Linked DNA regions of Homo sapiens: region 2 is linked to region 1. A link is an interaction called in ENCODE POLR2A ChIA-PET data of the cell type or tissue named here. Cell type or tissue: Caco-2. All regions are shown on one strand. Links, peaks and the distances in the headings refer to the core of each region. The heading gives the core; the rest is flanking DNA.

Region 1 (4,890 bases), core at 470-4,469:
AAATAACGTCACCTCCTGTTGACAAATTCGGAAGTATTGTTACTCTCTGCTCTCATTATGTGACATGGTAACTGACAATACAGTTTTGCCCATTTAAGGTTTTGTCTGCTGCCCGTTCGATGCTGAAGTCACTTCCTGCTGCTGTTGGCACATCTGCCTGCCCCCTGCAGCTGAGCTTTTTCTGGTTGGTGATTACTCTGTACACTGGTTTGCTGCTATTTGGAGAATCAGATAAGCAGCTTGTTTACATTTGTTATGAAGAATCTGTAACATAAGAGAGGGAGCTGCAACCTCTGACCCTGATGGGACTGTATAACCCACCTTCTCCACAGACTTTGTAGGCTAGAGCTGTGCTTGGGAGCTTGGTTGTTGCTGGAAATATGGTGTCTAGATGAGGAGTTTTTAATATACTGTTATGGGCTGAATTGTGTCCCCCTCAAAATTCACATGTTGAACCCCCTATCCCCAGTATCTCAGAATATGATTGTATTTGGAGATAGGGTCTTTAAAGAGGTAGTTAAGTTAAAATGAGTCATTAGTGTAGGTCCTAATCTGATAGGACTGGTGTCCTTATGAAAAGAGATTAGGACACAGACTGGCACAGAGGGAAGACCCTGTGAAGACACAGAAAGAAGATGGCGGTCTACAAGCCAAGGAGAAAGACCACAGAAGAAACCGACCCTGCTAACACTTTGATCTTGGACTTCTATCTCCCAGGATTGTGAGAAAATAATTTTTCGTTGCTTAAGACACTCAGTCTGTGGTGCTTTGTTATGGCAGCCTGAGCTGACTAATCCACTAACCAGGCAGCTTTCACCTGTGGTGCAGTGTCCTGAGATTATGCCTGGAGTAGAGAAAAGTAAGAGTTATCCCATAGGCTCCCCTCACCAAGCCCATGTCTCAGGACAACTCTTTTATTTAACCTGTTGGTATTATTGCAAACTTTAAGGTTTTCTAGGTGTGGAGCCACCAACTCACTGATGAGAAAGGAAGAGATGACTGGACCCTGCAAGGAGACAGAGAAATGAGCTTTGATGTACACAAGAATAATGAGGAATTTAAGCAAAAAAAAAAAAAGTTTCTCCTATGGGAAGGTGGATTCTGAGCTATTAGTTAAAAGTTAAGAAAAACACCAGGAATTGTTGTTAATTCTTTCCTAAATCTATCAGTTCAATTAGCTGCTGAGACCAAAAAAAAGTCATAAATTGTGAGTTTTTATACACAAAACATTTTTTATAAAGCATAAAAGTAAATCATCAGAGTATCCTTGAACAAAAACCACAGTGAAAGATGAATGACTATGTAAAAACCCGATATGAATAATTTTAAAAAGACATCAGATAAAAAGAAAAGGCCTAGAGAGAGAATGAAAATTTGAAGGGAAAGAAGGGACTTAGAAATGAGGACAGAAGGGACCAGGAGAAAGAGAAGGAACAGAACTGCAGTTTTGGAAATTATGAGATAAAGTCTGGGTAGACAGGTGCTGTTTCCTCCAAACCTCAGAGTGCCAGGCCTGATGAAAACTTGTGAAGTTTGAAGCCTTGCTTTAGGATACATGAAAGACAATCAACCCTTGCCTAATAGGTAATAGTCAATATTCTAGTCTTCTCTCAATTATTGGCTGGACCAAAAAAAAAAATGTATATAGATTTGAAGTAGATTTGTATCAGCATATTGATGAATGGATAATATTAAAGGAAACTTAATGTTTGAGAAATTCCTAAGGAGCAGAGGCTGAATCCAGGGTAAACAAACTCACTCGCCCACCATTGATCCCAGAGCCCCTGCCTGAGATAGAACTCACATGTGTCTTCATGGGGCGCAAACCAAAGATACCCTATAAGCCTGGGTGGGGTGGGAGACACACAGGACAGAGAAGCGCTAGGTCTTTACGTATCTTCAAGGGGATTTCATTTTTTGTCTCCTTAATAGCCTTAAAATTTTCCCATCTTCTTAGAAGTGTTAGCCATTTCTAAGAATACACAAATAACAAAAGTATGTTTTTCCACTGTTCCTAAATGTTAAAGCAGAAAAATCTTAAACCAACTTGGAGCCCTTTGAAGTCAATTATTGCCTACTGAAAAGCAGTGTCCTTGTTTCCACATCATGCCTGGCAGGTGAGCTCAGACACAATCTACTGACTCCAGGACTGTTATCCCTGGACTCGGAGATGTCCTTTGCAGATTGACTCCAAAGAAAGCCAGCAGGTCCAGACTTGGTGTGGCTGAACCCCAGGCTCATGAGCTGATATGATTAACACATTATCTTCAGACGTGAGCACCTGCAAGCAAGGGGATGGGGCCTGGCAGAGCTGCTAACAAGTCAGATTCCAAAGAACCTGACAAACTGGAAAAGCAAACACAGATGAGCATGGCCAGGTGTCCATGAATTGACCATTTAACCTCACCTGAGTTTACTTCTCTGGTGACCACACTAGCAAGAACTTTAGCCATGTAACTCACCAACCTGTGAGCGCTAATTAAAGTTTGCTAAGAGCTTTATAATCAGTCCAGACAACTGCTCTGGGAATGCAGAAGTACTCATACATACATAGTGCTGCTCTTAATCTTTTGTTGTTGTTAGGATTCTTCCTGTTTTATAATAATGCTTCAGCACATAATTGGCTGCAAAGATTCTATTTTTGTTGTGGGGTAGGAAGTCCTCATTCACAATACGCACTCTTTTCCTTCTCACAGTGGTGCAATGTAAGCACCATAATGCATGTACACAGCAGGGATGATGGATAGCACTACAACATCCATCCCCTCTCCTCAAACCTCCTCTGGACAGAGGAGTCGGGTGTGAGGTGAATAGTCAAGGGTGGGCTGGAGGTGCTGTCTCTGGGCTGTCACTGAGGTGTTCTCCATGAGCACACATTGGTTGGCATGTGACTCAAACCCAGCCTTTGATTCATAAGACATTTTAGCTCTCATTCTATGACTTGAGATGTGAGTGCTAGAACAAAACAATTGACTAGAGGTGGAAGCCAGGCATTTAACATTAGGATTCATTTACTTCATAGTCTAAAGTATATGCCCTACTATCCCCAACACCCACACAGTCCCAAACACCACATCTTTTTTCTTTTTCTTTTTTTTTTGAGATGGAATTTTGCTCTTGTTGCCCAGGCTGGAGTGCAATGGCATGATCTCGGCTCACTGCAACCTCCACCTCCTGGATTCAAACGATTCTCCTGCCTCAGCCTCCCAAGTAGCTGGTATTACAGGAATGCACCACCATGCCCAGCTAATTTTGTATTTTTAGTAGAGACGGGATTTCTCCATGTTGGTCAGGCTGGTCTTGAAATCCTGACCTCAAGTGATTCACCTGCCTCGGCCTCCCAAAGTGCTGGGATTACAGATGTGAGCCACCGCATCCAGCCAACACCCCATCATTGTTTGGCCATCAGATAATTAATTCTACAAACTAGCTGAGTAGGGGCAGGGGGCCAAGAATGCAAGGAGGCTAACTTTGACCTATTCCATTCTCAAATGTAAGCTAAGTAAACACAAAATCTTTGAATCTGGAGGAAACTTACAGGTCTATCAAGTCCAAATTTCTATACAATATGAAATCTCTTCATTACGTCACCAACATATGGTCATGTACCCTTTGTCCAAATCTCTAAAGACAGTAGGTAGATTTTTTACCCTGAACCTAATGAAACGTTTCATTTGGTGCCTCTCACTGCCAAGGCCTTCTTCCAGGCCCTGTGCTAAATTTTGTATGTATCATTTACATTTTTTTCTTTAAAAGGGCCCCCAGAGTGGGGGCCCTGTATAAGCTTCTGGCCCCACAAAACCTGAGGTAGGGACAATAATACCTTTCCAAAGAGCAATGCAAAATGCTTTCTTACATTGGAATTAAATCTGCTTCTACAAGTACACCAAAAATATCAGAAACATGTTTTCGGTGATAGAGTGATATTTCTGAGATTGAGTGTATTCATTGAGTGAGTATTTAACAGGGTTATCTGAAAGTCCTACATTTAGATTTAAAAAACAGTTGCTCTCTTTCACCCCAGTACCTTCATTCAGGCTGACCCCTCTTCCTAAAAATCTCTCATCTTTATTTTGTCTGATTATCTCCTACTTTGCTTTCAGATCTCAAATCATTAGCTCCTCAAGAATGTCTTCCCTAACTTCCCTGACTAGGACAAATCTTCCTATACCTAGTGTCATCACACTATGCTTCTTCAGGGCACATACCACATTGTAACTTTTACACATATTTGCATGCTTAGATTTCTCTCTAAATAACCCACCAAGCTGAAAGATGCATGAGGCCCATTCATTACCTCCCTTTTCTCACCTCCACAAGCCCAAACTCAGCACAGAGCCTGGCACAGAGAAGACACTCAAGACATTCACAGACTGAATCAATAATGCACAACAAGGGTTAACAGCAATTGGTAAGAAAAGGTCCTCTAGATTTAGGTTAAACATAAATTTAATAAGAACTGAAAAGTCCATGTGATAAGGAATTATATTTTAGCTCATTATGAAGTACATTTTCTGATAATTATTGCTGTCCAACAGTGAAATGGGCTACCTTAAAAGTAGAGTATGACCCTCAAAGGTACATGTTTACAACTAGGAAAGCTTACAATTGGACTAAGATCAGATAGATCATTTAAGATTTGTTTCAACTAGAAATCTTGTGGCCATTGAGATATAGCTTTTGTTAATGGCACGATGATGATCTGCATATGTGTTAATATGGTACTGTGTTTAACAAGGAAGACATTAAGTAGAACAAAACAGTTTCTGTTAGAAATTTATGTTCGGTATAGATAGGAACCAACACAGAGGAGTAACTATATGTAAGAAAATAACAGCACTGGAAGGGGGAACCCAGAAGGAATCTGCAGTCTCACTGAGTACAGAAAGA
Region 2 (4,890 bases), core at 519-4,518, 620 kb after region 1:
AATATTATGCTATACACACTGTAGTAGACTATAAATGTTTCGTGTGCTGTCTTACAGCACACTAAGTTTTTTTCTTTCTTTTTTTCTTTGTGGTGAAAAAGCTAGTTGCATGTCTAGACAAAAATTTAGGTCCATAGGGTCTGAAGGGATGGGGAGAATTTCTTTCAGGTGGGAGGGAAAGACATGAGGTGGATTCTAAGCTTCCTTTGCTGTTCCATCTTTGTGTTCTTAAGGACTAATGGTTACCATATGCTGAGTGCTTATCATGTTTCAGGCCCTGTGCTAAGCACTTTATAAACATTATTTCATTTGAGTAAATACTTTCGAAACTATCACTGAAGTTAGGTATTCTTATCCCCATTTTAAAGATGAGAAAACTAAGGTTTAGAGGTCAGGTACTTCACTCAGAGCCACAGAGCTAATGAGAAGTAGGTTTGGAATTTAAACCCAGTATTGTCCAACTCTAAAACTAGTTCACTGGAGAAGTCACTTTTCAGTTTTCTAATCTGTGGGATGGGATATGAGGGCTTTCTGGCTGGAACTTCTCACACCCATGGAGTGCCTATTCCCTTACTTGGACAACTGCTCACTCCATTGGAAAGGACCCCCTTCCTGAGCAGAAGACTTTTCTTTGCTCTGGGGTCTGGAGTAACCAAGTTCCCATCCAAACAAGGTCTCTAGAGGTACAGTAGTGAAACGAGAAAGTAAGAGTCAATGACAGCCGAAGTCCCTTCCAACTTCAGTGTTTGAAATTCCCGTGGTTTCAGTACTCCTGGTTTCTTAGAAAGTTAAAAAGTTAAGGACTCACTGTGAAAGTGGTATCAGTACTAAAGTGTACAGGAGCAGCCAAGCATCTGCTTAGCAGATGGGGGCAGGGTGGAGGGAAGCAGGGAGGGATGAGTGGAAGGGGTAAGAGAGCACCAAGGGTTTGAGTGACTTGGAGGGACTACTGCCCAAGTTGGAAGCAGGAGATTTCTTAGGCCCTGCCACAGTCACCAGGTTTTTCCACCAAGCATCTCCCAGCAAGTCAGTAGAAAGGGGATGTAGAAGCTGGGGATGTAGCTGCTGTTTTACAGCCATTGTTTATATCCCTGTTCTCTAAACCGAGCCTTGGTCATTTGGGAGGAGGCCTGGGAAGTCAGAATTCTCCAGTGGCCTGGTCCCTCTCTCTAGGTGTAGTGTCCCAGCTGTTACAAAGCCCACAGGACACCGTGCCCACATCCTGCTGGCTTAGAAGTTGTATTAGTCTGTTCTTGCATGGCTATAAAGAAATACCTGAGACTGGGTAATTTATAAGAAAAGAGGTTTAATTGACTTATGGTTCTGCAGGCTGTTACAGGAAGCATGGTGCTGGCATCTGCTCAGTTTCTGGGGAGGCCTCAGGAAACTTACAGTCATAGCAGCAGGTGAAGGGGAAGCACACATATCACATGGCCAGAGCAGGAGGAAGCAGGGGAGAGGTGCTCCACACTTAACCAGATCTTGTGAGAACTCGTGATCACAAGGATAGTACCAAGAGGATGGTGCTAAACTATTCATGAGAAACTGTCCCCGTGATCCAGTCACCTTCCACCAGGCCCCACCTCCAACAATGGGGATTACAATTCATGAGATTTGGGTGGGGACACAGATCCAAACCATGTCAGAATTAGACAACAGCAAAGATTTCCCTGCACAGGCAGAAAGCTGTATGGAACTCCTCAAAGTGACAACTTATTCCAACCGCCCAGAGAAACCCCTTTTGTCACTGAGTGATATGTGGCACCTTGGACTTACAGAGGATACCAGTAACATTCATGTATTTCTAATACACACTTTACAGCTGATACAATTCACATGCTTTGAACTTCTGCTGTTGGAGAATATGTAACATGAAGGAAAACTTCCTATGAAGAGAGAATAACTTTGATGACGTATGCCTGATAAAGATAAAACAAAAAATTATGGACCAATTTTACTTATGAGTATCAATATAAAAGTCCTCAATAAGATATTAGGGATCAGAATTAAATACTACATTAAGAAAGGACATGACCAAATATGATTTATTATAGGTTACAAGGGTAGTCCATGACTGGGCAACCTATTAATGCAATTCACTAAATTAATAGCTACAAGGAGAAAAAAGCATTTACTTCCTTCCACAGAAGCTGAAAAGATCTAACAGAATTCAATACTCATTCCTCATAAAAACATTGAATAAGATAGGAATTGATGGGTACCTCTTTAACACAAAAAAATATATATATCTCCATTCTAGAGACAGTATCTTACCTAACTGGGAAAACTCCAGTAAGTCAGAAACACAGCAAGGATGCTGTGTTTCCACTGCTATTTAGCATCGTATTGGTGGTATTGGCCAATGCAATTAGACAAGAGAAAACCATTAGAAGCATAAGAATTAAAAACAACATCATAAAGATGTTAGCTCTCCCTGAGTTAACTTGTAATTTTAATGTTATTCCAATAAAAATACCAACAAGTTGTTTTCTGGAGCTACACAAATTTGTTCTGAAATTTATGAAAAATAAACATGCAAGAGTAGCGAGGCAACTTCTGAACAAGTAGAGCAATGAAATGGGACTGGCCCTACTAGACAGACTATAAATCCTCTATAGTCAAACATCCTTCAAGGGTTCAGGCTTATGAATAAAAAGGCCAATGGGAAAGAAGAGAAAAATCTAGAAGGAAACCCGTGTGCATATGGAAATTCATGTGATAAAGTTGGCAGCTCAGAGCACTGGGGAAAATAATGGACTTTTCAGTAAATGCTGTTAAGACAAATGGAAAGCTAACTGGAAAAAAAGTGAAAGCAAAAAGTGGACCCATACTTCACTCTGATCATGAGAATAAACAAATATATCAGCGATCTAAAAGTTAAAAAGAAAAAAAGGAAACCTTGCAAGTGCTAGGGAAATGAGTGAATGATGTAATGTCAATAGGGAAAGGCTTTCTAATATAAGGAAAATTCCAGACATGAAGAAAAGATGATACAATTGCACATATAAAAACACCCCCGTAGAATCTGTGCTGTATAGGGCACTGTGTAAGAAAGGTTGACAAGCACAGTTTTTGCTGTGTGGGGGATTTAACTCTAAAAAAATAACATCTTTCTAGAATTTAATCTCTATGAGAACAGGGATCACTGGTTACCACTCTAACACCCGAGCCTAGAGCATTGCCTGACATTTACTTAGTACCTAGTATGTGCAGGGTACATCTGGTGTATGAAGCAAGTAGAGACCCTGTCACTTCTGAGTGTTCTGATTATCAAAAATAGGACTGAATACTCCCAGGCAAGTCTGGGTTTATATTCATTATTGACTTTATAGTAGCAGATTTTCATTGATGGCCTTAATGGAGTGATTTCATATTTCAGTATACCTCTGGATCACCCGGAATTGTGTTAAAATAGGGTTTTCTGATTGCCTAATCATATTAGCCCTTGAGATTTTCCAACAAGATCCTAGGTGGTGAGATGCTGCTGGTCTGAGGACCACACTTTGAATCAGAAAGCTTTAAGATAAATAAGGACTGAGTTAATGAGAGTAATCTTGTGTATAGTATCTGAGAAACCGTGAACTAAATTCCAGCGTGGTACCATGCAACTGTATGAATTAATGGAAACTCCCAGAAATACTGTTTATTTTAGACATGAATTGAGCCTAGTTTTTTTGTAACCTTGTTAACAGTTTGCCAGCATTTTCCAGGGCCTTGGGAAAAATTTCATATTGACACATAAGCAGGAAGCCTGTAGTACATGTCAGAAGATCTGGAAGGCAAGTGGGGACTTGACTTTGGAGTGTAACCAGCAAGTACACACCCTGAAGAAAACGATGGCTATAATCATGCCCTTCCCATTACAGGCTCAGTCGGGGAATATTCAGAGCACAGTGATGTTAGACAAACAGAAAGAGCTTGACAGTAAAGTCAGAAATGTGAAGGACAAGGTTATGGTGAGTATTGAGTAAACACATGCATTTATTCTGAAACTTTCTGTAGGGGAAAAAAGGTTTCAATTGCTTGGGGTGTAAACCTCGTAACTGAGTTCAGTCTTTTAAGTAGTTGGGAAGAAAAATTTTGCAGAAGTCTCAAGCTATAAGTAAACAAATTGGCAAAATCAATGACCAGATAGACTTTTTGAATGGCCTCTTATAACTGCCAAACATTGAGTTTAGCTTTTTCTTCCCTGAAAGATCATGCAGTAAATGTTGACTTTGCCCAGTACCCAGTAAATGAGATGTTGCTGCTCTAAATGGGCCTTTATGTCCACACCTCTCAAATCACAGTGCCCCAGGATAAACATGGCCCATCCTTCCCAGTCATCTGTTTTATCCTAAGACTTGGAAGAGGAACAAAAATACATTTTATTGAAAGAAATTTGGATACATTTCTGATTAAGACATCCACAGCAATTTTAGGATACAACTTCCAAGTCAATTTATGGAAGCAGAGGGCTGCTCTGGCGTCCTCGATGGTGCGCATTTACTCCTCTCCACTGTTAGGGCTGGTGTGGGGAGGGTTTGAGGAGTTCTTTTTCACAGAGGCCTGTGTTTGTGGAAAAGGCCTTCCAGCTTAGGGGTTTGGTCCTCTGTGGATCTCTGGGTAATAGCAGTATGGCCTTGACTTACATGCTTCAGACAGCATCTTTCCAAACTCCACATTCTTTGGAGCAACTTCATCTTGCGGTCTCCTAGGGAAACATTTCATTAAAGTAGAAACCGAGTGAGCCCAGTCCAGAAATAGCCATGGAAATCCAGAGAAGAATATGTGGAAATGTGACCAAATCCCAAACAAATGAGGCTTATTTGTAGAATGAACATACAATTTATTGTCCAGATGGAGATGCATTTGAGCCGCCAAGAGGGCACTGTTTATAATTACAGCAAG

The links. ChIA-PET counts read pairs that join two places held together with the same protein. Peaks named below come from ENCODE experiments on the same cell type or tissue, not always from the same donor. Only the 100,000 strongest peaks of a DNase experiment are listed, where the experiment ranks them.
Region 2: POLR2A ChIA-PET joins it to region 1 with 7 read pairs; 2 of 35 experiments call an interaction of 5 or more read pairs at or near these places.

Annotation. Positions count from the first base shown.
Region 1 is chr2:191,620,545-191,625,434 of GRCh38, reverse strand. All of the region lies in intron 1 of LOC124905959 (a long non-coding RNA gene), which reads right to left. Among named protein-coding and RNA genes, the nearest start is that of NABP1, 55 kb to the left of the region's middle. In Caco-2, for the core only: no CTCF peak of the experiment used is centred there; a DNase peak (open chromatin) is centred at 2,284.
Region 2 is chr2:191,000,140-191,005,029 of GRCh38, reverse strand. It overlaps STAT1 (signal transducer and activator of transcription 1), which reads left to right. Exons shown (of 25, transcript NM_007315.4): 6 at 3,867-3,956. Among named protein-coding and RNA genes, the nearest start is that of STAT1, 12 kb to the left of the region's middle. In Caco-2, for the core only: no CTCF peak of the experiment used is centred there; no DNase peak of the experiment used is centred there.